Regions from separate parts of the Homo sapiens genome. Here region 1 is linked to region 2. Evidence: read pairs that join two places in POLR2A ChIA-PET (ENCODE). Cell type or tissue: MCF 10A. All regions are shown on one strand. Links, peaks and the distances in the headings refer to the core of each region. The heading gives the core; the rest is flanking DNA. Region 1 overlaps MMS19 (MMS19 cytosolic iron-sulfur assembly component). Region 2 overlaps UBTD1 (ubiquitin domain containing 1).

Region 1 (11,246 bases), core at 1,671-9,670, 88 kb after region 2:
GGCATGGTGGCGTGAGCCTGTAATCCCAGCCACTCGGGAGACAGGCAGGAGAATCGCTTGAATCCTGGAGGCAGAGGCTGCAGTGAGCCAAGATCGTGCCATTGCACTCCAGCTTGTGTAACAAGAGCAAAACTCCATCTCAAATAAATAAATAAGCCTAGTTATCTAGTTTTCATTTGCTGTGGAGAAGTCTGAATTTCTTCTGTTTCATAAACTTTTGTATTTACCATTTTTTTCTTCCTCTCTATAAACTGATGTTTGGTTCACCCCGATACATTGAAACTTCACAGTGATGTGCCTTAGTATTGGTCTATTTCATGTACTGTGTTGGGTACTTAGTAGGCCCTGTCAATCTGGTAACCCGTGTCCATTAGTCCTGTAAATTTTTCTTGAATTCTTTAATTGATGATTTCTTCCTCTCTCTTTTCTCTGTTCCTTCATTTTGGAACTCTCATTAATCTTCTGTTGGACCTCTGATTTTCTGACCTTTTGTTTTCTATTTTGTACCTCTGTCTTTTTGTTACTTTATAAGAGAATTCCACAGTTTTATCTTTTCTATCAAAGTCCAGTCATGAAAACAGAAACCAGGCCAGGTTCGGTGGCTTACGCCTGTAATCCCAGCACTTCGGGAGGCTGAGGTGGGTGGATCATTCGAGGTCAGGAGTTCCAGACCAGCCTGGCCAACATGATGAAACCCCATGTCTACAAAAAATATATAAAAATTAGCCAGGTGTGTTGGTGCGCCTGTAACCCCAGCTACTTGGGAGGTTGAGACATGAGAATCACTTGAACCTAGGAGGTGGAGGTTGCACTGAGCTAGGATCAAGCCACTGCAATCCAGCATGGGTGACAGAGTGAGACTCTGTCTCAAAAAAAAATAATAATAATAATAGTAAATCCCTTCTTTTACTATGTTTTTGGTGGAGTTTGCAAAGAGGAAAAGGAAAACCTGATATATGTTTTCAGTCTGTCGTCTTGGTACAGAAACCATCAAGGCTTTCTGTTTTCAGAATTACAGCTTTTTATAAGGGTGAAAAAAATGGAAATGTCCATCAACAAGGAATTATCTAGATAAACTGGTACAACCACAAAATGAAATCATAGCCACTAAAACTAATGCTATGAAAGAATAATACCATAAAAATGTTCTTAATATGTTAAGTGAAAAAAATTAAAAACCACATGTACAAAATGATTTTTAAGTATATATATATTTTATATGGAAACAGTATATACTAGCACATAGTAACAATATATATCAGCGAAGAAAGGAATACACCAGAAAGTTAAGCATGCTTATTTCTGAGTGGTGAAATGATAGAAAATGTGTAATCAGATTTTTTAAAATGCCTAAAGACAAAAGTTCCCAAGGAGTACCTAAGATCAAGCAAGTCTTCTTGCTGGGGCCTCATTATCTTACTATCTTCCCTGATTGGGTATGAGTATCACCCTGTTCTGCAGGGTTACCAGGTTCGAGCCTGTGTTCAAGGTGGTCTGAAATGTTACACAAACCCACAGCCCTTCTCCCTTTTCCAGCCACCTAATGATCCCCATGGTATCCAGAGAGAAGACCTCATCCTGAGTCTTCGCGCTGTGCTGGCTTCTACACCACGATTTGCTGAGGTGGGTCTAGCCAAGGTTAGGGTATATAGCCTCTGCCCATAGATGGCTCTGAAGAAAGAGCAGTAAAAGCATGGAGAAAAAAATATCTGGTATACATTTTAGGGCATGACACCCTGCAAGTGTCTTGTGTGGCAGGTATCTTCAGACCTTCGATGTAGAAAACTTTACCATCTCTTCATAATCCAGAGCTGGATTCAGTGGCACACACCTATAGTTCCAGCTACTCAGGAGGAGTCTGAGTGGAAAGGATCACTTAAACCCAGGAGTTCAAATCCAGCCTGGGCAACATAGGGAGACCTCGTCTCCGCTACACAAAAAAATAAATAAACCCAATCCCTATATGGTGCTGTCTTTTAAAATCCTGTAACTTTGTCAACTTGCCTGTTTTTGAGGTAGTGGGGCTCTGGTCACTGCTTGGCAGGAAGGTTAGCTTACATTCATAGCTCCTGACTTGAGTACAGCTCCTTGATGTAGTACCTGCTTTTAGGGACTGATGGCAAGGACAGGGTTGACCTTGATGTGACTGACACACCACCCATCTCAGGCTTAAGATCTTCCTTCTGTCCCACAGTTTCTGCTGCCCCTGTTGATTGAGAAAGTGGATTCTGAGGTTCTGAGTGCCAAGTTGGATTCTCTACAGACTCTGGTGAGTGATTTTTCTCCTTGCAGGACCCAGCTACCTTTTGACAAGTTAGGGGTCCTAAAGGATATAGATTCTAGGATAGCCAAGGAACAGTTCATGGGCCTCAGAAGAGGATACCCAGGATTTGGGCCTTTGTGTCGACCTGAAGCCCCCAGCTGCATATCGTCGTGTCCCATCCCCCATCCCATAGTAACTGAGGAAAGGCTGACCAGGACTCCCTCTTTAGGCTTCTATTTTATCAACCAGGGTTATCTCCTACTTCTCTGTTCCCTTAGTAGGACTGTTAAAAATCTTAACTGGTTTTTCTGCTGAGACCAGGGCTCCTTCAGGTGCCATTATGCTGAGGTACCTGCACATCCTAGGGTGTCTGAGTGTGTACATAACTGATAGCAGCGGTTTCCTTGGCAGAATGCTTGCTGTGCTGTGTATGGACAGAAGGAACTGAAGGACTTCCTCCCCAGCCTTTGGGCTTCTATCCGCAGAGAGGTGAGTGTCACTCAGATAAACTCACTACTGTTAACTTTCAATTGTCAGGCATGAGGGGAAATAATACATCCTGTCCTTTTCCCTCTGTCATCCCCAGGGCCAAGATATAATGCCTGGTTATTCAGGAGGCAAGTAGGGGGACATAATTCTAGTTGAATGACAAGAGAGAGAGTCCCTATGTGACGGTCAGCTGCTTGGTAAGAGCAGCTGATCACCTTTGCACATTACCCACTTCTTGTCCTTCTGTGGCAAGGAGTGCAGGTCATGGTGCCTTTGGCACCATGGTGAATAGAAAGGTGAGCAGAGCCACTGCTCAGAGTTGGCTTTTTGTTTCTCAGAAAGTATGTGTCTCTGTCCTGAGTGTGACTAAGGACTTGGTAAGAACACACCAATTGAGAAGACACTCAGTTGGGGTGTTAATTTCCATTTCTGTGTCCTAGAGGTTCTCACTCCCCTCTCCAACAAGGAAATAGGCAGTGGATTGGTGGGGTCTCATCTGGTGCAGGCTCACCTCAGTAGCCATGGGATCCCTCCCTGACAGGTGTTCCAGACGGCAAGTGAGCGGGTGGAGGCAGAGGGCCTGGCGGCCCTCCACTCCCTGACTGCGTGTTTGTCTCGCTCTGTGCTGAGGGCTGATGCTGAGGACCTCCTTGACTCCTTCCTTAGCAACATTCTACAGGGTAATGGGGCCGTGGCAGCCAGGAAGGGGAGTGAGCACAATAGAAACGACATTCCTTGCCTGGGTGCGGTGGCTCACGCCTGTAATCCCTGCACTTTAGGAGGCCGAGGCGGGTGGATCACCTGAGGTCAGGAGTTAAAGACCAGCCTGGCCAACATGGTGAAACCTCGTCTCTACTAAAAATACAAAAATTAGCCGGGCGTGGTGGTGGACGCCTGTAATCCCAGCTACTCGGGAGGCTGAGGCAGGAGAATCGCTTGAAAAGGCAGAGGTTGCGGTGAGCTGAGATTGCGCCACTGCACTCCAGCTTGGGCAACGAGAGCAAAACTCCATCTCTAAAAAAAAAACAAATGACATTCCTTAAGGGCCAGTGACCTTTATTGTTTAGTCCCAACATATTTGGTGATTTGGGGGCGATAGCCCTACTTTGAATTGAAAACAATTTGAGTGTTAACTGCTTGCAAACTGTCATGGGTCTCAGTCTCCAACCTCTGTGGACTGTAGGGGAGTCAGGCACCATTTGGCCTCCTCCCCAGCTCTGTGATGTGCTGCTTCTCTAGACTGCAGGCACCACCTGTGTGAACCGGACATGAAACTGGTGTGGCCTAGTGCCAAGCTGTTGCAGGCAGCTGCAGGTGCATCTGCCCGGGCCTGTGACTCTGTCACCAGCAATGTACTGCCTTTACTGCTGGAACAGTTCCACAAGCACAGTCAGGTAAGGGAGCAGAATCTTTGGGGGAAATGATGGGACCTGTGTGCTAGGTTCCCTTTCTCAGAGAGTGAGCTAAGTTTTAGCTTGGGCCAACATAGTAGACCTTGGGTTTTGCTCCCATTAGCTGCTGCTGCTGCTTCCCTTACTCACTTTTTCCCTGTCTCATACATAAAAGGATCATTCTCCCAAGACAGGAGGATAGCTTGAAGCCAGGAGTTCAAGATCAGCCTGGGCAACAAAGTGAGATCCCATCTCTAAAAAAAAAAAAATTTTTTTTAAATTAGCCAAGCAGGACATGCTGGTTCATGCCTGTAATCCCAGCACTTTAGGAGACCAAGGCAGGACAATCACTTGAGGCTAGGATTTAAAGACCAGCTTGGGCAACAAGACAAGACCACATCTCTACAAAAAAAAAAAAAAAAAATTAGCTGGATAAGGTGGCACGCATCTGTAGTCCCAGCTACTCAAGAGGCTGAGGCGAGAGAATCACTTGAACCTAGGAGGTCGGGGCTGCAGGGAGCTATAATCATGCTACTGTATTCCAGCCTGGCTGTGGCATAGCAAAACCCCCATCTCTTGGAAGAAAGAAAGAATTTTCCCTATATCCAGAGTAGCAGGATTGAAATCCTTTAAAATATTCTTTGACTCTAGTACCCCTTGAAACGTTACAGAGCAGCCAGCGGCGGACAATCCTTGAAATGCTCCTGGGTTTCTTGAAGCTGCAGCAGAAATGGAGCTATGAAGACAAAGGTGAGGTTGCCTTCCATTGCAGTGCTCTGGGGACTGTTGAACACTTCAGCCTATAAAGGATAGCAGGGCAAAGAGTGCTGTGGAAAAGTAGTCTAGAACAGTGGTCCTATTCTGAGGTTGTAGCACAAGAGAACACTTAACAGATGAGATGGATGAGATCTGTTTATTTTTCTCAGTGTGCTTTCTGGATACCCAATGGATTAAGCTCTTTAAATCTGCCCCAGGAGGCGGGGCATGGTGGCTCACACCTATAATCCCAGCACTTTGGTAGGCTAAGGCAGGCGGAAAACTTGAGGTTAGGAGTTCGAGACCAGCCTGGCCAATATGGTGAAACCCTGTCTCTACTAAAAATACAAAAATTAGCCAGGCCTGTTGGCACATGCCTGTAATTCCAGCTACTCGGGAGGCTGAGGCAGGAGAATGGCTTGAACCTGGGAGGCAGAGGCTGCAGTGATCCGAGATTACGCCACTGCACTCCAGCCTGGGCAACAGAGGCCTTGTCTCAAAAAAAAAATCTACCCCAGGTTGGCTGTGTATCACAGCTTAGTCAGGGATATGGAATGCAGTGGCTTCCTTCTAACCTGGCCTCTGTCTCTTCCCTAGATCAAAGGCCTCTGAATGGCTTCAAGGACCAGCTGTGCTCACTGGTATTCATGGCTCTAACAGACCCCAGCACCCAGCTTCAGCTTGTTGGCATCCGTACACTGACAGTCTTGGGTGCCCAGCCAGGTACATCTTAAGGGAAAGAGAAGAGGAAAATATTGGTCCTTTTCTTGTAAGACTGCCTTGGTGAAAAGCAGCCTTACTATCCTCTTCTTACTGCAACTCTGGATGATTTGGGATTTCTAATAAGAGCTTAGAAGGGTTGTGATGGCTGCAGGGGAAGAAAGATGAGATTCATGTTCCCTTCTAACTACAGATCTCCTATCTTATGAGGACTTGGAGCTGGCAGTGGGTCACCTGTACAGACTGAGCTTCCTGAAGGAGGATTCCCAGAGTTGGTGAGAATTTAAAGCAATGAGATAGAGCAAGCTGTTCCCTGCCTCTGTATTGGCAGCAAAAGATCAAGCTAGGACCAGGGCTCTGTGCTTCTGACCCTTGGCTCTCCTTAGGGGAGGTGAGCTCTGTGTTAGACTCTGGCTGCTAACCAGTTGGAGAGATGTAGGACTGCTCTCTTCTTAGGCTTTAAGAAGCCCTGTCCAACTCAGTGGTGTAGGTACTTGAGTTCTGCTCTTTAGCAAGGAGGCGTTGGGAGCTCACACTCCTGAATCTGCCTAATATCAGACGTAGGCAAGAGAGCTGTGAGCCCAGGCTCAGCCAATGCTTATCTGCTCTGCGCCTCCAGCAGGGTGGCAGCACTGGAAGCATCAGGAACCCTGGCTGCTCTCTACCCTGTGGCCTTCAGCAGCCACCTCGTACCCAAGCTCGCTGAGGAGCTGCGTGTAGGTATGTGTCTCTAATCCTCTGTGGCCCATCCCTTTCCAGCAAGGCTTTGGGGCCTTCGTGCTTCCTATCACACAGTAAACCTTTGTCTCATGGGTTGCTTTCAGGGGAGTCAAATTTGACTAACGGAGATGAGCCCACCCAATGCTCCCGGCATCTGTGCTGTCTGCAAGCCTTGTCAGCTGTATCAACACATCCCAGCATCGTCAAGGAGACACTGCCTCTGCTGCTGCAGCATCTCTGGCAAGTGAACAGAGGTAACTACTAGGAATAACCACCAACGGACTGGGCTGAATAGGGAGCTGTAGTCTCTAAGGCAGTGGTTCTAGCTGTAGCTATACATAAGAGTAACAGAATCAACTCTTTTAAAAGAAAAAAAAAATACTGATGCCTGCGTCCAACTGAATCAGTCTCTGAGGAGGGATGGGACTTAGGCAACAGTACTATTAAGAGTACCCGGCCAGGGCCGCTGCTCTTGCCTGTAATCTCAGCACTTTGGGAGGCCGAGGCCAGCAGATCACTTGAGGTCAGGAATTTGAGACCAACTTAGCCAACATGGAGAAACCCAGTCTCTACTAAAAATACAAAAAATTAGCTGGGCATGGTGGCATGCGCCTGTAATCCCAGCTACTGGGGAGGCTGAGGCAGGAGAATCTCTTGAACCCACAAGGCGGAGGTTGCAGCGAGCTGAGATTGCGCCACTGTACTCCAGCCTGGCCAGCCTGGGCAATAGAGTGAAACTCTATCTCAAAAGAAAAAAAGGGTTGGGCGCAGTGGCACATGCCTATAATCCCAGCACTTTGGGAGGCTGAGGCGGGTGGATCACAAGGTCAGGAGTTTGAGACCAGCCTGACCAACATGGTGCAATCCCGTCTCTACTAAAAATTATCTGGTCATGGTGGCAGGCGCCTGTAATCCCAGCTACTCAGGAGGCTGAGGCAGGATAATCGTTTGAACCTGGGAGGCGGAGGTTGCAGTGAGCCAAGATCATGCCATTGCACTCACACCTGGGCAAACAGGGTGAAACTCCATCTCAAAAAAGAAAAAAAAAAGTGCCGGGCTGGGTGTGGTGGCTCATGCCTGTAATCCCAGCACTTTGGGAGGCCAAGGCTGATGGATCACTTGAGCTCAAGAGTTTGAGACCTAACCAGCCGATGCAACATGGCGAAACCGCATCTCTACAAAAAATACAAAAATTAGCCAGGAGCAGTGGCATGCACCTGTAGTCCCAGCTACTTGGGAGGCTAAGGCAGGAGAATCACTTTGAGCCCGGGAGGCAGAGGTTGGAGCAAGCCGAGATCGCTCCATTGCACTCCAGCCTGACCTGGGCAACAGGAGTGAAGCCCTGTCTCCAAAAAAAAAAAAAAAAATTACCTAGGTAATTTTCATGTGGGATCTGAATTGAGAGGCATCACCCTAAGGCCGTGGTGCTCAAAAGATGGTCTGTTAACCAGCAGCATGGGTGACATCTGGGAGCTTGTTAGAAGTGCAGAATCTCAGGCCCTCACTGATCAGAATCTGCATTTTGACAGTGTACCCTGGTAACTCGTAGACTGTTGAGTTTGAGAAGCACTGCTCCAATGCAAAAGTGACAGCAGCCTGCCCTGTGGGTAGATTCAGGCCCACTGTGGTTGATCCAGCAGCTGTTACATAGTAGAATGAATACTAGACTTGGATTATAACTTGGGCTTGATTCCTGACTTTGCACTTCCTGTGACCCTGGAAAAGCCACTGATCATGTATTTCATTGTGCCTCCATGTCCTTCTCTATAGAGTGAGGGAAATGATACTTCTAAGGTTGTTATGAAAAATAAGGAGAGAATATATACAAGTGCTTCTGCTGCAGAGCCTGGGACAGAGCAAGTCTCAACTATGAAGTCTGAATAGATCAGAAAGAACAGCCAGGAGAATAAAGTGACTCAGCTTTTTAATAAGGCACTCTTGGTCCCTTCAGTCACTCTTCTTTGTTCCTCTCATCTGCTGTGTAATTGGAAACACCTGAAAGTGCTTTTAAGCAAACCTTACAGAGAACACTTTCTCATCAACAGGGAATATGGTTGCACAATCCAGTGACGTTATTGCTGTCTGTCAGAGCCTCAGACAGATGGCAGAAAAATGTCAGCAGGACCCTGAGAGTTGCTGGTATTTCCACCAGACAGCTATACCTTGCCTGCTTGCCTTGGCTGTGCAGGCCTCTATGCCAGGTAACTTTCCACCTCTCCTTCCTGGCCTTTGGGAACTTTGCCCTCTGCTGGTGTTGAACAGCACCACCCTCTGGGTATTGGTGGTACTGTATTTTGTACCATCAGAGGTTTATTTTCAATCCTTTGTCCTCAGAGTGAGATTTCACTTCATAGCAAAGGGTGCCACCCTGACCAGTGGCAGGAACCAAAATCCACTAGTGTTAGCAACATTCAAAAGAATGCACACCTTTTCCCCATGAAGTGCTATGTGATTAGTTTACTTAGAATTGGACTCTGGAGTCAAGCCCACCTGGTTGGGTTTTATCCTCAACTCTACCACTTGCTAACTTAGGTGAAGATATTCAGCCTTTCCACGCTTCAATTTCCTCACTTGTAAGATGGAGATAAAGAGTACCGTCTAGGCTGGCGCCATGGTTCACACCTGTAATCCCAGCACTTCAGGAGGCCAAGATGGGAGGATCACTTGAGTCCAGGAGTTTGAGACCAGCCTGGGCAACACAGGGGACCCTGTTTCTACAAATAGTCAGACATAGTGGTGCACACCTATAGTCCCAGCTGCTCAAGAGGCTGAGGTGGGAGGATCACCTGAGCCCAGGAGTTCAAGGCTGCAGTGAGGCATGATTGTGCCTCTGCACTCGAGCCTGGGTGACAGAGCGAGATCCTGTTCCTGTCTCAAAAAAAAAAAAAAAAAAAACTGTTTCACAGGGTAGTTGGTAAGGATTAAATAAGTTAGTGTATAGTACCTGCCACATAGGAAGTACTCAGTGTATGATAGTTGCTATAAATAATAAGGACCCATGAAGATAAATCTATGTTTTTAATTTTTTCAGAGACCAACATTACTATTTTTTTTTCCTTGCATCTCCAGGGACACCAGGGACAACATTTCTATTTCTTATGTTAAGAATGTTCATCTTAGCTATCCCTCTTTCCCACTGTTGGCCTAGTCTAAAGACTGTGCAGAGTTCTCAGGAGCGCTCTGTGGCCCCAGGTCAGACCACTCCTGTTTCTGGTGCCCTGATTCTCAGGACTATAGCACTACCAGAGACCAGATTAAGAACTGCTGTCGTGGCTAGAGTCAAGCCCCAGAGTCAGTGATGCTGACAGAACCCAATCATTCATTTCTTGAACCCGTCATGGTCTTGTGATTGTGTGCATGTGTGTGTGTTTTGCAGAGAAGGAGCCCTCAGTTCTGAGAAAAGTACTATTGGAGGATGAGGTGTTGGCTGCCATGGTGTCTGTCATTGGCACTGCTACAACCCACCTGAGCCCTGAGTAAGTATAATCATGGATGTGGCTTGAACCCAGGGAGAAGGATAGCATTCTTAGGAAGAAGCAACAGGTAGCTGCCTTGTCAGCTGTCCTTTTACCTATATGTAAATGTGGTGCAGTTAATCGTCTTGTAAGTTTTGTTGACAAAACAAAAGGAAGGGGCTCTTAGCACCATGGACTATGAGGGTGGGAAGCCAGGGCCAGTGGTTCTTAGCCGCAGATGTGCTTAAGAATTACCTGTAGAGCATTTTAAAATATACCTTGACTTCCCAGATGGGAACCTGAATGGAAATGATTACTGGCACATATGTGCCAAATTAATATTTGTTCAATGCATGAATGATCAGGGCATGTCCCATTGACGTGGTGATCCTAATTCAAACCCTAGGTTGAAAAGCACGTCTGTGGAGGAGAGGGCTGCTTTAGAATCCTAGCTCCTTGGTCATACCTAGTACTCTGCCCCCAGGTTAGCTGCCCAGAGTGTGACACACATTGTGCCCCTCTTCTTGGATGGCAACGTGTCCTTTCTGCCTGAAAACAGCTTCCCGAGCAGATTCCAGCCATTCCAGGTAACAGTCTTAGAACTTACATCCTTCAAGCTGGTTTTTTTTTAGGGCTAATCTGGAATGGGTAGAGGGGCAGACAAGCTTATTGCTGGCAGGCTTGATCGGGCTCTCCTTCCTTTATAGGATGGCTCCTCAGGGCAGAGGCGGCTGATTGCACTGCTTATGGCCTTTGTCTGCTCCCTGCCTCGAAATGTAAGTGAGCACATTTGGGAAGTACTGTTATTTAACCTTGACAAGGTGACTCCGGGCTGAAATTTGCCACAGGCTAAGCTGATCTTTTACTTCCCCCACCAGAGAAGTTAGTTCTCATCCGTCCCGGTCCCTGCTGCCACTATGTACTGGTTCTCTTGGAGTTCAAGTGTTCTCTGGGTCCATTACATGGCCAGGTTTTCTGTAGGTGGAAATCCCTCAGCTGAACCAACTCATGCGGGAGCTTTTGGAACTGAGCTGCTGCCACAGCTGCCCCTTTTCTTCCACCGCTGCTGCCAAGTGCTTTGCAGGACTCCTCAACAAGCACCCTGCAGGTACTGAGATCAGACTATGTAAGGAGCCTCCCAGAATCAACTACCCATGAAATCTTATAGCTCAGTACTCATTCTCTTTTTAAAAGGAGCTTGCTAATAACATTAACAGGGCTTCAACTGCTCAAGCACTGTCCTGGGACTGCCCGTGGGAAAAGCGTCAAGACCACAGTTGGGCAGAGCTTTATAGTACCTAAGAAGAGAAGGGAGCACAAAGAGTCTAGTTCTGCCGTCCTACTCCCTACAGTGGGGCTAGTGTGGATAATTCTTTATTGGAAGTAGATGACCCTCTCTTTTCAAATGGCAGCACCTCTGTATTATGAGAATACCAGGCTCTTATGCAGGTG
Region 2 (9,819 bases), core at 1,702-9,701:
GTAAAGAGTGTTATATGGTAAATTCTTGTCCTGAAATAAATTAAGTGGTTGTTTAAAGAAAAAAAAAATGTTTGTAACAAGTCAAAAAGTTGAAACATGTTAAAGAATTGCTGGTGAAAGTCATGAAAGAAAAAATGTTATAAAAAATTTATGCAAAAAATGTTGTATAATTTAAAAGTAATAAGGCCTCCTGAAGACTATTAAAAAAAACAGTTTATGTGCAAGGTGTATGAGAAAAGTAAAATATACTTTTGGTAAAAAGATTATAAAGGGGCATAAAAATGTGGATTTTTATCTACATTAAAAGATTAAAAAAATTAATGTTTTAAAAGTTTAAGCAAGTTTTAAAACGTTAATTATAAAGAAAATTCTGTGTGTAAACATATTAGCTAAAGTTAAAAAGGTATCATCCAGTTTTTCGGTGAACTGGACATTAAAGTAAAAATGCAACAGGTTTTTCTTTAAGCATCAACCTGCTCTTTTACAAAAATTATAAAAGGTTAAAAAGAGTCTATAAAATCTTACCTTATGGTCAAACATGAAAAATTGGATAAATATGTCTACAAGGTTTTATTAAAATTAAGTTTAATATTAATAACACACTAATATAAAGGTAAAATTTAGCTTCTCTGGTATAAAAATCATACAAGAAATATTATTAAATATAAAATGGTGTTGAGTTTTCTTTGGTCTAAAAACTAGTAAAAATTGGTGCTAAAGGAAACATTCATTTTACTAGAGGATCATAAAAGTTAGACTTAAAACAAACTTTGGCAATTAAGACAGCACACCAAGATGCAAATGCCTGGTTGAAATGGATCAAATATTCCATCTGCACTTTAAACAAATGCAATTGTTATGCTTGTGCACATGGCAGGCCAGAGGCCCTGATTGTCCCCCTTCCACTAAGGTGGTCCTCCAGTCGACCAGGCGTGGGCTGCATGGTAGCTCTTTTCCAGAATTCTACAGCCTGGAGTAATAAGTCATGCCAAGCTCTCTCTGCTATATCCCGAAGTCCCTGTGGGTCAGCCCCCGAGGGCCATCCAGCTTCCGTCTCCCAACACTAAGTTCACTTCGTGTCTCTCATGGCAGGGAGGAGACTTAGCATTCCGTGGAGACCTGAAGGGATGCAGCAAGCTTAAGAATTTTCAAGAGCTTATCAATCAGTCAGCCCTTGTTCATCCCCGAGCGGATGCGTGGTGGTATTGTGGTGGACCTTTACTGGGCACTCTGCTGAATAACTAGAGTGGCACTTGTGCTTTAGTCCATTTGGCTATCCCTTTCACCCTGGCATTTCATCAACCAGAGGAAGAAAAAAAATAATAAGACATCGTAAAACGAGAGAAGCCCCTTATAGGTCTTTCAACTCTCACATCTATTTAGATGCAATCGAAGCCCCGCAAGGAATACCAGATCAATTTAAAGCTTAAAATCAAATAGTTAAAAGATTTAAGTCAGTATTTTGGTAAATGACAGTCAATAAAAATGTAAATTAGATAAACTACATCTATTACACCCAACAGCAAGAGCTTTTCATGAGTTAAAAAAAAAAAAAAATTCATGTCGGCCCCAGCCCTGAGGCTACCTGACTTGACAAAACTCTTTACACTCTATGTGTCAGAAAGAGAAAAAATGGCAGTTGGAGTTTTAACCCAGACTGTAGGGTCCTGGCCAAGGGCAGTGGTCTATCTCTCAAAACAACTAGATGGGGTTTCCAAAGGCTGCCCCCACGTCCAAAGGCCCTGGTAGCAACGGCCCTGTTAGCACAAGAAGCAGATAAGCTAACTCTTAAGCAAAACCTAAAGTATGCCCAGGCTGTGGTGACTTTAATAAATACCAAAGGACATCATTAGCTAACGAATGCTAGACTAACTAGATACCAAAGCTTGCTCTGTGAAGATCCCCGCATAACCATTGAAGTTTGCAACACCCTAACCCCGCCACCTTACTCCTGGTATCAGAGAGCCCAGTTAAACATAACTGTGTAGAAGTATTGGATTCAGTTTATTCTAGTAGGCCCAACCACCAAGACCACCCTTAAACATCAGTAGACTGGGAGCTGTACGTGGATGGGAGCAGCTTCGCCAACCCCTGCAAAGTGACTCTGAAGAAGACGACAAGCCCTGCTCCAGTCACACCCAGAAGCTGACTGGTCCACGCACGGCCGAAGCATGAGGAAACTCATCACAGGACTCATTTTCCTTAAAATTTAGACTTGTACAGTAAGGACTTCAACTGACCTTTCTCAGACTGAGAACTGTTTCCAGTATATATATCAAGTCACTGAGGTAAGACAAAAGATTGCCACAGTCCTATTATTTTATGATTATTATAAGTGTACCAGGACTCTAAAAGAAACTTGTTTGTATAATGCTATTCTATCCAAGGTATGTAGCCCAGGAAATAACCAACCTGATGTGTGTTATGACCCATTTTAAGCCTCCCATGATCACAGTTTTTAAAATAAAATTAAGGACTGGTCCTTTTCTAGGTGACACAAGTAAGGTAACAGCTAGAACAGAAGAAAGAGGGGTCCCAAAAATGTAACCTTAAAATTTGATGCTTGTGCCACTATTGATAGTAAGCAGCATAGAATAGGATGCGGTTCTCTAAATTGGAAAAAAAAGTTACACAGTAAAAAAAAATAAGTATATCTGTCAAGAATCATATTTATGTGAGATGTGTCAGTACTGGTCTTGTGTCATTTGGGCTACTTGAAAAGAAGATAAAAAAGATCCTGTTTAGCTCCAAAAAGGAAAAGTCAGCCCCTCCTGCACGAGTGGGAGCTGCAACCTTTTAGAATTGATAATCACAAACCCCTCAGACCCAAAGTGGAATTAAAAAAAAAACATGCAACATTAGGCATTGATGGAAAAGGACTAGATCCTAGTGTAAGCATCCTAATAAAAAGAGAGGTTCAAAAACGCTCTCCAGAAACAGTATTTCAGACTTTCTATGATGAACTAAATGTGCCAGTACTTGAGATTCCAGGAAAAACTAAAAATTTATTTTTGCAATTAGCCAAACATGTAGCCCAGTCTCTACAAGTCACCTCATGTTATATTTGTGTTGGAACCGTAACAGGAGATCAATGGCCATGGGAAGTCCGACACTTAGTTCCTACAGACCCAGTTCCTGATGAATTCTTAGCCCCAAAGAACCACCCTGACAATTTTTGGGTTCTAAAAGTCTCAATTATTGGACAGTATTGCATAGCTAGAGAAGGAAAAGGATTCACTCATCCTGTAGGGCGGCTTAGTTGTCTTGGGCAAAAGCTGTAAAATGGTACCACAAAAACAGTTACATGGTGGAGTTCCAATTACACAGAAAGAAATCCATTCAGTAAATTTCCAAAGTTGCAGACTGTTTGGGCCCACCCAGAATTCCACTGGGACTGGACGGCCCCCGCCAGGTTATACTGGATATGTGGACACAGAGCTTATGCTAAGCTGCCTGATCAGTGGACAGGTAGCTGTGTAATTGGCACCATTAAGTCATCTTTCTTCTTACTGCCCATAAAAACAGGTAAACTTCTGGGCTTCCCAGTCTATGCTTCCCGCGAAAAACGAAGCATAGCCATAGGTGATTGGAAAGATGATAAATGGCCCCCTGAAAAAATCATATAATACTATGGACCAGCCACTTTGGCACAAGATGGCTCATGGGGATATTGAACCCCCATCTACATGCTCAACCGAATCACACAGTTACAAGCTGTTTTAGAAATTATTACTAATAAAACCGGTCAAGACTTGACTGTTCTTGCCTGGCAAGAGACTCTGATGAGAAATGCTATCTATCAAAATAGACTAGCTCTTGAGTACTTGCTAGCAGCTGAAGAAGGTGTTTGTGAAAAATTTAACCTTACTAATTGTTGTCTACACATAGATGATCACAGGCAAGTAGTTGAGGATATAGTTAAAGATATAACAAAACTGGCACATGCCCCCATGCAAGTGTGGCATGGACTCAATCTGGGAGCCATGTTTGGAAATTGGTTCCCAGCAATAGAAGAATTTAAAACTCTTATAATAAGAGTAATAATAGTAATAGGAACCTGCTTACTGCTCCCTTGTCTGATACCTGTATTTCTCCAAATGATAAAAAACTTCGTCACTACCTTAGTTCACCAAAATGCTTCAGCACAAGCATACTATATAAATCACTATCAATCTATTGCACAAAAAGACATAAGTAGCAAAAATAAGAGTGAGAACTCCCACTAATAAAAAGTGAGAGTCTCAAAGGGGGGAAATGAGGGAAGAGAGAGACCCTCTCATATTGTTTTATATGGTTTTATACTCAGTACCCATTTTAAGAAAAAACAACAAGGAAGTAAAACCAAAGACAGGCAGCCCAGCGCCAGGCCCGAAACCACGCCTGGCCTGCCTGGCCTAAACCCAGCAGTTAAAACTCAACTCATAACTTAGAAACCGATGTCATTCATAGATTCCAGACATTGTATAGAAGAACACTGCGAAACTCCCTGCCCTGTTCTGTTTCTCTCTGACCACCGGTGCATGCAGCCCGTCACGTACCACCTGCTTGCTCAAATCAATCACAACCCTTTCATGTGAAATCTTTAGTGTTGTGAGCCCTTAAAAGGGATAGAAATTGTGCATTTGGGGAGCTCGGATTTTAAGGCAGTAGCTTGCCGATGCTCCCAGCTGAATAAAGCCCTTCCTTCTACAACTCGGTGTCTGAGAGGTTTTGTCTGTGGCTCGTCCTGCTACACTGGGACTATGATGGAAACATGAACTCCAATCCCCACCTCACGTGAGCCACAAAAATCAAAACCAGGTTAATCAAAGGCTTAAATATGAGGGACAGAAAGGAGACACTGAAGAAACTGAAGGTTACAATTTCATCTAGATATTTTTTATGAAGTTTAGCCTGGAGGTGTTTATGCCTTGACCAAGGAAGTTGCTCCATTTCATGATTTCTGGACTCCTTTTCTCTTTCATTATTTAGCAGGGATGACCCCCTAATGAGAGCTTTGATCCACCAGGAGTCACAATCATTATACAGTGACTCCCTCAGGGATCCTTGGGTATGGGACTTCTGCCTCTTCCCTAAACAGCTGTTTAGCTTCAATGGCATTTTAAATTCTTGAGCTGATTCTACAGTTTCCCTGCCTCCTTCCTCTTTGCCAGATTGCACTTCTTACTGGTCTCGTCTGTCTGCTGCTCCTAACATGGGGAGAGGGCAGGCCCAGCTCATGGACCACTCCTAATCTACCAAGGGTTGAGAAAGGGCACGACCAAGCTGTCAGCACTGTCTACAAAAGAGGCTTCCCACAGAAGAAAGAGACCAGGCTTTGTGACATTTAAAAATGTTCACTGTTTGGCCAGCATGGTGGCTGACACCTATAATCCCAGCACTTTGGGAAGCTGAGGTGGAAGGATCACTTAAGGCCAGGAGGTCACGATCAGCCTGGGCAACAAAGCAAGACCACTCGTCTCTACAAAAAATAAAAAAAATTAGCCAGGTGTGGTGGCATGCACCTGTAGTCCCAGCTACTCGGGAGGCTGAGATGGGAGGGTCACTTGAGCCCAGGAGGTCAAGGCTGCAGTGAACTATGACTGCACCACTGCACCCCAGCCTGGGTGACACAGTGAGACCCTGTCTCATAAATAAATAAATAAATAAATGGTCAGGCACAGTGGCTCACGCAGGTAATCCCAGAACTTTGGGAGGCCGAGGCAGGTGGATCGCTTGAGTCCAGGAGTTCGAGACCAGCCTGGTCAACATGGAAAAACACCATATCTACTAAAAATACAAAAATTATCTGGGAGTGGTGGTGGGCACCTGTAATCCCAGCTATTATGGAGGTGAGGCAGGAGAATCACTTGAACCCCAGAGACGGAGGTAGCAGTGAGCTGAGATCATGTCACTGTACTCCAGCCTGGGTGACAAGAGTGAGACTCCATCTCAGAAAAAAAAAAAAAAACGAAAACAAACAAAAAAATAAAATGTTCACTTTTGGGCTCTATGCCCAACAAGTGAGGTTGCTGGACTGTGACTACAAGGACACCTGAGCTGTAACTGTGTCCATGCATCTCATTTTCTCTTGAGAAGACTAAAGAACTGACCTTTAAAATAAACACAGCTCCATGGTGGCCCCTTTCAAAGTCATCACCTCAGGAGGCCACACACGTGCCTGAAGGATGCTGCCTTGGCTTGCAAACCTCTCAAGCTCCCCCAGAGTAGCCTTCAGGGTCCCCTCCCCGCTACACAACAGCAGCCAGCTTTGCTAGCAGTCACTTCTATGCTTCTCTCCCACTGACAGTTACTGTGAGTGAGCCTCTGCAAGTATTAACAGCGCCTAATTAATGCAGTGACCCAGGATACAGCGGTGACAAACTCCTCACCCTCCAGGTAGGGCCTCTGTGGCTGAAAATCTTACAATGGGCTGGTGAGGGGGAGGGGGCAGGCAGGGTTAATGTAAGCTGAGCCCAGGAGTCCAACCGTTGCCTTCTCAGTCATCACTGCACCTCAGAGCCAGCAGAGGGCAGCCGCAGCACCTCTGGGCTGGTGTTGGCTCTCTTCATCAGTGGGTCAAACGCTGTACAAAAACAACTCACCAAGTTCTCCAGGCCCAGAGGTAAGTGTGTATAGGAGACATGCCCAAACATTTGCAGCCCTATACACGGGTGCTTACAATCTTAGCCACTGATACAGACAAACACAGAAAAGGAAGTTTTTCATCTAAGCATATAGACAAGTCGATGATGAACATATTAATTTCATTTACTTAAAAAGATATTGGCTGGCCGCGGTGGCTCACGCCTGTAATCCCAGCACTTTTGGAGGCTGAGGCAGGTGGATCACCTGAGGTCAGGAGTTCGAGAAAGCCTGACCAACATGGTGAAACCTCATCTCTACTAAAAATACAAAAATTAGCCGGGCATGGTGGCACATGCCTGTAATCCCAGCTACTCAGGAGGCTGAGGCAGGAGAACTGCCTGAACCCGGGAGATGGAGGTTGCAGTGAGCTGAGATCATGCCATTGCACTCCAGCCTGGGCAACAAGAGTGAAACTCCATCTCAGAAAAATGGAAAACAAAAACAAAAAGATACTGTATGGAGTCAAAAAAGTTGGGCAGTGGAAAGTGTGAACATTCATATGCTGCACAAATTGGTGCACGCCTCTGCGAGGTACTGAGAAACTTAAAAATGTCCATCTCTTTGGCTCACCTATTTGGTTCTAATAATTTATTCGAAGAAAATAATCACAAGTGTGTGGTGAAGACTTATCTACAAAGCTGTTTAACTCAGCACCTTTTTAACAGGTTAAAGCTAGGAACAACCTAATGCACATGGCCAGGAGAAAGGCTACATAAAATATGGGCATCCACTCGAGGCATCAGCGGCAGCCACTCTGTGATGGTGAGGTAGGATGCTAACACGGGAAAACGTCCACCATACAGTGAAAAAAGGTCTCAAACAGCAAGCGCACAGTGCTCCAGCTTTTGATTCAAAAAAAGTATGTATTGGCCAGGTGTGGTGGTTCACCCCTGTAATCCCAGAACTTTGGGAGGCTGAGGCAGGCAGATCACTTGAGGTGAGGAGTTCAAGACCAGCTGGGACAACATGGTAAAAACCCATCTCTACAAAAATACAAAGATACAAAAATTAGCCAGGCTTGGTGGTGCGCGCCTGCAGTCCCAACTACTTGGGAGCTTGAGGCAGGAGAATTGCTTGAACTGAGGAGGCGGAGGTTGCAGTGAGCCAAGATTGCACCACTGCACTCCAGCCTGGGTCACAGAACGAGACTGTGTTTCAAAAAAAAAAAAAAAAAAAAGGGTGTATAATTATTATTTTTTGTTTGTTTTTAGACGGGGTCTGGCTCTATCACTCAGGCCATGTGATCATAGCTCACTGCAGCCTCAACCTCCTGGGCTCAAGCGATGCTCCCACCTCCGCCTCCTGAGGAGCTGTGATTATAGGCATGTACCACCATGACTGGATAATTTAAAAAAAATTTTTTTTTTTTTTAGAGATGGGGTCTCGCCATGTTGCCCAGGCTGGTCTCAAACTCCTCCTGTCTTCAAGTGATCCTCCTTCTTCTGCCTCCCAAAGTGCTCAGCTGTATAATTATATATATTAAAAAGACAGGAGGGCTGAGCACAGTGGCTCGCACCTATAACCCCCGCACTTTGGGAGACTGAGGCGGGAGGATAACTTGAGCCCAGAAGGTCAAGGCTGCAGTGATGAGCTATGATTACGCCACTATACTCCAGACTGGGCGACAGAGTAAGACCTGGTCTTTAAAAGAGAAAAAAGGCTGGAAGAATTTATATCAAAATGTAAACAGTGGTTATATTTCATTGGCAGTTACCGATGATTTCTTCTTGGTTTATATTTTCCAAGTTTTCTACAATAAGAATGTATTACTTTAATAATAAGAATAATACCATAAAAGTTGTTAATAAGGAAAGAGGATACTTGGAGTTCTGGGGTGCAGCCATGGAAAAGTGGGAAGAGTTTGGGGAGCCGACGGTGGTGCTGACTTGCTAAGCCCATACCCTGTAGGATATCAGTTACTGACAGCTCCTGGAGGCTTTGTCCAGGGCCAGGCAGGCTCTGCTGGTTTCAGCAGCAGGAGCATTTAGTAGCTTCTACTTACATCTCCTGTCCTAGATAAGCTTCAGGTCAAAGACAGAGTAACAGAAATGGTTCCTGTCCTTAATGAAGCTGACAAAGGCATACAACCTGCACGGGGAGGCAGCAGAGCAACACACCCACAAAAAGCATGCGTTTCCGCAATTGTGCTGGGCAGAGGACACCAAAAGACATTTTTTGTTTAAACTTTTTTTTTTTTTTTAATAGAGAGGTCTCCCTATGTTGCCCAGGCTGGTCTCGAACTCCTGGGCTCAAGGGATCCTCCTGTCTCGGCCTCCCGAAGTGCTAGGATTACAGGTGTGAGCCACCATGCCTGGCCAACATTTGTGATTGAGCAGAGAATGTATATGTCTGTGTATAGAGGCAAAGGCTAGGGTCCCAAAGAGTTGTCGAAACCTCCCGTATTAGGATCTCCTGGGGTGCTGGTTCAAAAGACAGATTCTCAGGGCCTACCTCACACCCATGGAACCAGTTACAGGGGCTGGGCTGGGGTATGTACTTGATCTGACTTAAGAACCTATTTGTAAACACAGCAAAACAGGAGTGGAAATGGCATGCCCAGCCACATCTTAACAAACAGTTCAACACATGGTCTCCAGAGGTGCTGCTGAGAGCTGATTTGGGAGGGAAGAGAGCAAGAGGGCACTACGTCTGGGCTGGAGGAGGATAATGATGGTGGATGCTGTGGTTTGGCCTCAATAATGAATGGTGTCTGGTGATATCACCCCAAGGGAGGGCACCGAAAGGAGAGTGGGAGACAGAGCATTTAAGGTCCTCTCCAAGTTGCCCAGAGCTGGTGTGCATCTATGAGTGTGAGTGTGTATGCGTGTGTGTGTGTTTACTCCCACCACTCAATTCACACTGCTGAACTCAGGATGGCTACACAGAAGAGGAGATTCCAAAAACACAAGGAAGGATGGCAGACCCTAGCTGAATAGATCCCACTGCCTCACACAGTGCCTGGCCCAGCGCGGTTCTCAGCAAGTACCTGCTGAATTGAGAAAGGAACTGACCGAGGCGCCGTGAGCAGGTGGGGAGGGGTGGAGGAGTTACAGCTCCTGCAGCAGCAGGGAGGCAGGCGGAGGCAGGGGAGAGGTCTGCAGCGGGCTGGCCCCTCCTTCAATTCTTGATCTCAGACCCCAGGAGATGGTTCTTGTGACTTCAGGGACTGGAATAAGTGAGCCACTGGGATGT

Evidence for each region. Peaks named below come from ENCODE experiments on the same cell type or tissue, not always from the same donor. Only the 100,000 strongest peaks of a DNase experiment are listed, where the experiment ranks them.
Region 1: POLR2A ChIA-PET joins it to region 2 with 37 read pairs; 12 of 35 experiments call an interaction of 5 or more read pairs at or near these places.

Annotation. Positions count from the first base shown.
Region 1 is chr10:97,461,152-97,472,397 of GRCh38, reverse strand. It overlaps MMS19 (MMS19 cytosolic iron-sulfur assembly component), which reads left to right. Exons shown (of 31, transcript NM_022362.5): 9 at 1,537-1,623; 10 at 2,195-2,269; 11 at 2,675-2,752; 12 at 3,294-3,432; 13 at 3,992-4,146; 14 at 4,815-4,893; 15 at 5,497-5,622; 16 at 5,813-5,894; 17 at 6,239-6,339; 18 at 6,444-6,593; 19 at 8,385-8,540; 20 at 9,716-9,815; 21 at 10,279-10,381; 22 at 10,502-10,570; 1 more. Among named protein-coding and RNA genes, the nearest start is that of ZDHHC16, 21 kb to the right of the region's middle. In MCF 10A, for the core only: a CTCF peak has its summit at 8,587 (motif pointing left); DNase peaks (open chromatin) are centred at 5,437 and 8,567.
Region 2 is chr10:97,550,379-97,560,197 of GRCh38, reverse strand. All of the region lies in intron 1 of UBTD1 (ubiquitin domain containing 1), which reads right to left. It overlaps LOC124902488 (a long non-coding RNA gene), which reads left to right. Exons shown (of 3, transcript XR_007062259.1): 2 at 6,290-6,378. Among named protein-coding and RNA genes, the nearest start is that of ANKRD2, 17 kb to the left of the region's middle. RefSeq lists a silencer at 6,394-6,473 and enhancers at 6,023-6,524, 8,316-8,816. In MCF 10A, for the core only: a CTCF peak has its summit at 6,504 (motif pointing right); a DNase peak (open chromatin) is centred at 6,527.